2 separate regions of the Homo sapiens genome follow, and region 1 is linked to region 2. A link is a contact called in ENCODE Hi-C or POLR2A ChIA-PET data. All regions are on one chromosome and are shown on one strand. Each heading gives the region's core, a stretch centred on a gene start or an enhancer-like site at or near the end of the contact. The rest is flanking DNA. Distances are from core to core; before and after follow the strand shown.

Region 1 (3,530 bases), core at 707-3,206, 290 kb after region 2:
CAAAGCAACCTTTTCTTTATCTGCCAGACTTTGAATATGGAACACAGTGTGTTTTTTTTCACCAGGTATTATATTATAGCACTATAAAGTCATTCTGGATGTCTAACTATGACACTTCTTTGTACAAAGTTCACAGATATAAAATTTTGAAAAAATTTTGAGCCAGTAAAATTTCTTCCAGAAGGCAAAATTCCATGAGGTTTTGTTTTTAATATCTGCATACACACAGTTTTCATCATCAAAGCAAGTTAATAGTATTGCAAGAAAAATAACTCTCAGGATTATACTATAATCACATAGACTTTTCAGCATTGACCCCTGCTGTTATTAGGTGGAATACTACTTTAAGTATGGCTGCAAACACTTGTACCTAATTGCACTTGTGAAGTAAATAACAATGCTTGGATTGTGCCCTTTCCTGCTCCAAAGCTGTTTGCAGTTGTACCAACAAGTTGATAGGTACGATTTGACCTCTGGCTCACAAGTTTGAAAACAAATGGCCCGTGCACATTTCAGACAATTATTTCTTTAGAACAATTTATGTTGGTCCCAGCTTTTACGTAAGTATTCTATAAAAGAAAGGTGTTACGTAGTATAATGTTTCTACAGAAATCTTTAACTCTTTAAAAGTTGGAAAGAAAAGTTATGTCTTCAAATAAGTTATTTTTAATTTTTCAAAGAAAATGCTTCGTGATTATTTATTTGACTTTGCACAGTCTAAATTGAAAACTGAAACAAGTCTTTTTACTTAGAAAAAAAGAATTATCAATTCTTTGAATAGATCTAATAATACTGAATAGACCTAATGTTTTAGAACTATATCTATCTGTGCTTTCACAGAGCCAAGTTTGTGAGATAGACACAACACTAATTAATATTTCTCTTATTCTTTTAAAATGGGAAAAGTAATAAAGATATTAGCCAATTATGTTTCTTATTGCTCTCCTTATGTTCTCAGACATTTAGCTGTCCCTAATTTAGCCTTCTCTCCTGCCTGCTTGCTTACAAACTCCCAAGTTCATATTTTAAGCAATTTCAATCAGGACAGATTAATAAATCCCAGCCTATTCATGGGAATTAACTAATTCAGAATGAATCTTTCCTAATTGTTTTGTGTTCACATGGGTGTTTGCTTTGGCCCCTCTCCAAGCCTCCAGCCAAGGGAGAACATTGTCTCACCACACCCAACTAAAAACAGAGTCAAGGAATGATTCCTTTGGTGAAAGCGTCACTGAATAAGCAGTTTTAGCTTGGTGCGTGTGTGTGTGTTTTTTAAAAGGAGATCTGTTTGTAGATTGTCAACAAAGCAGTTTCCACATAGAAGAATACCAATTCCTATTGTTGCTTTTTTTCCTAGCAATAACATTCTGAAATTTGCAATCTTTAGCACCAAGTTTTTAAAATCCTAAATGACATGTTGTTTTTTCCTGTATGAAAGTTTTCTTAAAAAGCAAATTGTAATTATTTTCTCAATCGTTTTCTTTTTGTTTTTCACCTCTACCCTTCCAAAATAACATAATTTCTGATAGTGTCATCTTTTAAATTTTAAAAGCGCATTCCTGAGTTAGCTCTTTCTTTTCAGAAGGCAAACATTGGTGCTCCAGTATAAAAACTAAAAGGTGCTGACACTATTATGGCACAGAACTTTTTACATAGTTTCTTGCCCTTCTGCATATGAAAGTCCAGAATTAGTTATTACATGGTTGGATCTGGGGACTGTGTCTGAGCCCACCAGAGAAGCCTGGTCCAAGCTTCCCATATCAGGGATCTCTTAATTTTTGAAGAATAATGCAGATTGGGTGCTTATAAAAAAAAAAAAAAAAAGAGAAATATGCCCATGAGCTGAATTGATATTCTAGAGAAAAATGGAGAGGCTTTCATAGAGAAATGAGGAAGTGCTAGTGAGGTTTTAGAGCCTCTGGTTCCTCTCCAAATCTACATCCAGGAAGTATCACCACCACTTTCCAAGGTGATGAATCAGACAATCCACTCCTCTCAGGAGCGGTTTCTGCAGTGGTGGCTGGCAAAGCACTTAGCTTGAGGGTTCATAAACACTTTTTGAAAATGGTAGTGATGACAGGCTCGGTGGTCTTTTGCCATAAGGCTTATGGGAGAAGGATTTTAGTCGTAGGGTTTTAAATAAATGCCACTGATAAGAGCTCAATGAGATAAAAAATATGTGTAGATGTAAGAACACAAACAGAAATTTGAAAACATCTTTGTCTTCCACAAGGTCATAAGAATCATAAGAATTTACTTTTGACCCAGAAAGTGAATGACTGACTTCCTTTCATGGTATGTTAATGCTGACCTAAGATAAAATATATAAACATCAAATAAGTATGTCATGTGTATGCTTTCAGAGTGTGGAGGAGGTGTCTGATCCTGCAACATAAATGTTCTGGTGGTATTTACCAAGTAACCTCTCATTTGGAAAAATAAAAACTTATCTGTCTCTTATTTTCTAAAAATTCTCCCCATTTTATAATGTTCTCCAGTTAAGAAAACTAGGTCTCTTTAACTCCTTTAGGGGACACCAAAAGCCAAATCAAACTAGGTAAGTTTCTGCTTTATTTTTCACAGCACAAATTTAAATATTGCCAAGTCTCATAAACCACGCCCTGTTTGTGAATGAATCTCAGGGAACATTTCAAAAACAACAGAGCAGACCTTTTGATTTTCCTTATCCACATTCTTTATTCTTCTCTTATTTCATATCCCTTTTTTGTACTTTCTTGATTAAAAAGAGAAACATAAACATTCTGTTCTAACACCTCCAATCCAATCTATATAAATGATGCTACCTGACTGCACTTCGCAATACTTAGTAAACTGTGCTCCCACGTTGCTCTGTATTTGTTTTTTATGTTTTTATATTTATTTTTTATATTGCTGTATTTATTTTTTATATTGCTTTTCACTATTCGGGAAACAATCCACAAGCATTTACTAAGCACATTCCACCTATTTAGTCTCTAGTATTAATTTCCTCCTTCTTGGAAAACTTAAGTTACACTGTGAAGGGCTCTGTGAAAGATGAGAAGGTTCTAACCCCTTTCTCCTGGAAGCTAACGTGTGCATGCGTGCACGTGTGTATAAAAGAGCAGGGTGAGTACATGAGGGATATATGTATAAACAATCAACTGCACTTCAAGTCAGAATGAGGAAAGTGATCACAGTATTTTAGATGTGTCTCTTCTGATTGTAAGACACATACCCACAAGGTCTGTGAAGCAGGCAGCTTGAGAGGAAGAAGATGGGCAGAGAATGAGGAGGAGGAGGCATTCTCTCCTGAGGCAGGGGAGTGATGGGCAAGTGCCCTGCGTGAGGGAGCTGAGCTGCCTGCGTAGGTGATTTAGTGCATGCCTATTTGCCTTAATCTCTAGGACATCGAATGTGTCCATGAGATGGCCTCTGATATGGCTTGGATGTTTGCCCTTGCCGAATCTCATGTTCAGTTGTAATCCTCAATGTTGAAGGTGGGGCCTGGTGGGAGGTAACTGGATCACGGGGCTGGTTTCTCATGGTTT
Region 2 (3,611 bases), core at 181-2,680:
AAAGACAAAAGTTATGAAAAAATAAAGGCATATTTTCTACATCTGAATTTGTGATTGATTATATGATTTGTAGTCTAAGTTAATACATAAATAAAATTGAATTCCTTCTAAATGATATATGATCTTTCTGGATCAAGAGGCTGAGGTGAGTGGCTTTCTTTTGAAGAGTACATTTCAAGGTTTAGACTGAGAAAGGTATTCATGTTACACTACTCTGAGACATCGCTTTGTGGATCACAGATATCCCACTTCATTAAGGTAGAACAACAGAAAAAAATGTGACTAAACCAATATGATTCTGAGAAAACTCATGTCACTTCTTTCTTCTCTACTTTTGTTTTCTCTTTCTATGCCTTATATGCTTAAGACCTTTTTTTATATTTCCCCAAATAAACTTATATAATAATATATATCTGCTTTAACGTGTCTGGGATGATTCATATTAAGAAAAAAACAGAGATCTCAATGTATTAGAAATTTCTGTGAAATTCTTCTTTAGCTTGGACACATCACATTATGTCATAGAAACTTGAAAAGTCTATGAGCCATAATTTTAATGTCACAGCACAATTCTATAACTGGTAGTGCAATTTACGCAGAATCAGATTACATATGTACAGGGAGTTAATCTATTAAGGTTAAAACTAAAATCTATCTTTTAATAAAATAAATTACACATTTGTATTGCACAATGCACATTTACCTTAAGGTATTCGGAAAATAAAACAATAAAATCAATATAAATTATGTGAGAATTCAGTAGCAAAATACTCAGACCCCTTGTGGAATCATATTGCATCTATTAGTTTGAGCCAATAAAAAACACTGGTTTATAGTGTTCATAGTGCGTATATTCCTCCCACTATGGTTGCATTGTGCATGGGAGGCAGAGAAATATTCTTGAACGGCTAAGTAGCAGCTGTAGCTTTCTTCAAATTGGTTTCTGAAGATCCTTTTCTCTTTGAAGTTGTCTTTAGTAACAGTCCTGGCACTGTCAATGAGTCTGTCCAGCCCCAAGTGTCTATTCCTGTTTGTTCATGGGCGTGGGAGAGGTCTGAGTCACTGAAGGGTGTGTCCCCCACTTTCTTGTAGATACTTGAAAAGGAGCCATGCACACTGGTGCCCAGAGGCAAAGGCAGAACACCTGGAGGACTCACGTGGAACTTACGTAACCCACCCCCTCCAAAAAAAAAAAACGAAAAGTGCAAACCAGTTTATCTCAAAAGGAAATGTTTCTTGCCTCTCTTTCATTAATTTCCAGTTGTTTTTTTTGTTTGACTAGTGGCTAAGAATCTCAGTTCACTTCTCCTATGTTCCAGAAATTAACTTCTCTTATTTTTCTGTTGGTCAGTTTCTATTTAGAGTCCTAACTGAACCAAAGTAGTAGAGATAAATCTCAGTCTTTTGGGATTTTTTCACCCCAATGTTTCTGAGGCTGAGTGTAAATTTTGCCTACTCCTGTGGGGTAGTAAGAGTTCTGGGTATGACCATCTGGTGTTTGGTCATAAACTTGCACAGGTGGTCACTGAGGCAGCTCTTACTCCAGTCATGGTCACCTGGGAGTTTCAGACCAGGAGTTTCCATGTTAATTTTATGGTTTACTTACATAGTAGCTAAGAAGCACTGAGAGGCAAAGTTGCTTAAATGGGATGGGAGCTGGGCAATAAGAACAAATCAAACACCAGAAAAGAAAAAAAAGTGTTACAGAATGTTTGTGTGTATTACAATCTCATGCTTTTGGGGAGAAAAACTAATTTCTTCCCCATCTTCCCAGGTGCCCATACTAAATCCTGTGGTCTGTCTGTTCTCTGGAAGGTAAAATGTTGCGCAGCCAACAGACAGGGACAGAAGCTCCTGGGGAGGGTCTCTTGAAACTCAACAAAGCACAGTCTGGGAGAAAGAACATCTTATATAGAGGCAAATGTGATCATTTTTAAGTAGATTTGATGCTGCTACTTTTTTGGTGAATTTATTTTAGAGCAGAGGCTAGTATTTTAGTGCAAGCCACTCTCAATCATGAATATAAAAAGTCTAGGCAAGGACTCCCTAAAGATGTTCAGTGGTGTTACGCAGAACGTGTTCTGGCACAGGAATGTAGCATGTTATTTTCAGCAGACATTACCCTCCAGAATGGATTCTATTTTAGACAGCATGCTGACTAACGCATAGAGCAGTTTGACAGAAACATGGATCCATTTAGACAGTTCAGATCTGAACAACAACAGATTTTCAACTCGTTTCAAATTTTTAGAAGGTTTTACCCTTTTGAGTATAGTAGAATTATGCTTGGATTTATAAATTTTTATCCAGAAGGTATTTTCCAGCTTAAATAAAATTAAACAATTTTAATTTTTCCAAAGCAAAGTTAAACTAATTTTTAAAATTATTTCATTAAAATTATTTTAATAGGAATTACTTTCTGCTTATATTTTACAATAAAAATTGAATCATTTGATTAATTGGCCCCTTATATAAAATTAAACCATTTATAGTATTTGCATTGTCAGTTTTCTTTGTGACCATTTATGCTAGCCAATTTTTATAGCTGTAAATTTTTGCCAAGAAGATATGATGCTTCCACAGATAACAAGTATTTGTACATACTGTTATACTTATTATCAGATCTATTTTTGCTTTATCTCATTTGATGTTCCTTTTAAAAATACTCATTTTGAATTTGATAGAAGACTGATAATCATATTTGTTTCTGAGTAAAGCCTGAACAAGTCCTTTCAGATATTCTAGGATTTCATTCCCAAGTAAAGGGATGCATGAAAAGTCCTCATTTCAGTGAAAGAAGCCAGACACACAAGGCCACATATGTACGATTTCATTTATATGAATGTCCAGAGTAGGCAAATCCATAGAGACAGAAAAGATATCAGTGGTTGCCAGGGGATAATGCAGGGAGGGGAAGAGGAGAATGACTGCTTAAAAGGTTTCCTCTTGGGGTGATGAAAATGTTCCAGAACTAGATAGTGGTAACAGTTTCACAACATTTTAAATGTACTAAAGTCACTGAATTATACACTTTAAAATGGTGAAAATGATGAATTTTAACCATTCATAGCCATGTTTTATGAATTTTACCATTTTTTAAGTAAAGGGAAAAGAAGGTTCTGAGATTCAAACCTTTGCAATCAAAATAAACTGTCGAATACAGAAGCCCGTAAACATGTTCTGAATACTATTTAATTTTTCTGCCCATGAAACCAAGCCTAATTCTAAATAATATAAGAGCCAAAATAAACTGTCTAAGCTGGTATTAACCTTTTTCTTAAATTAAAAATGTTATCAGGTTGATAGGTGCAGCAAACCACCATGGGACACGTTTACCTATGTAACAAACCTGCACATCCTGCACGTGTATCCTGGAACTTAAAATAAAATAAGTGTTATCAATGTTCATTGTGAAAAAATCAACACAGAAAGAATAAATTATCAATTCCATTGTCTGGAAATCATGTTTCGGGATTATATATATGCACAAACTTTATTTCCCTAAAAAGAGATGAGATATTGTTCGGTAGTATATCCAACTACATAATTTTACCAACTACCTCACACTTATAATTCTTTTACTATGTGCAGGCAGTGTTCTATGTACTTTA

What was found. A loop is a pair of places that touch in the nucleus more often than their neighbours do. ChIA-PET counts read pairs that join two places held with the same protein, here RNA polymerase II (POLR2A). Pooled maps may share reads with other maps.
Region 1: a map of Right ventricle myocardium inferior shows a loop between it and region 2 (2.8-fold over the local background). The contact joins two enhancer-like sites. A Hi-C loop is called at or near these places in 2 of 168 maps with a recorded cell type or tissue (HCT116 and Right ventricle myocardium inferior), 2 of 37 single-sample maps with no recorded cell type and 6 of 50 pooled maps. POLR2A ChIA-PET finds 5 or more read pairs at or near these places in 1 of 52 experiments (H1).

The regions. Positions count from the first base shown.
Region 1 is chr18:31,273,960-31,277,489 of GRCh38, forward strand. No RefSeq gene overlaps it. Among named protein-coding and RNA genes, the nearest start is that of DSG1, 42 kb to the right of the region's middle. Within about 2 kb of position 1,957, at least 12 of the 41 ENCODE cell types and tissues checked have a DNase peak (open chromatin) inside an H3K27ac peak, as active enhancers do.
Region 2 is chr18:30,986,546-30,990,156 of GRCh38, forward strand. It overlaps DSC3 (desmocollin 3), which reads right to left. Exons shown (of 16, transcript NM_001941.5): 16 at 2,820-3,611. Among named protein-coding and RNA genes, the nearest start is that of DSC3, 54 kb to the right of the region's middle. Within about 2 kb of position 1,431, at least 2 of the 41 ENCODE cell types and tissues checked have a DNase peak (open chromatin) inside an H3K27ac peak, as active enhancers do.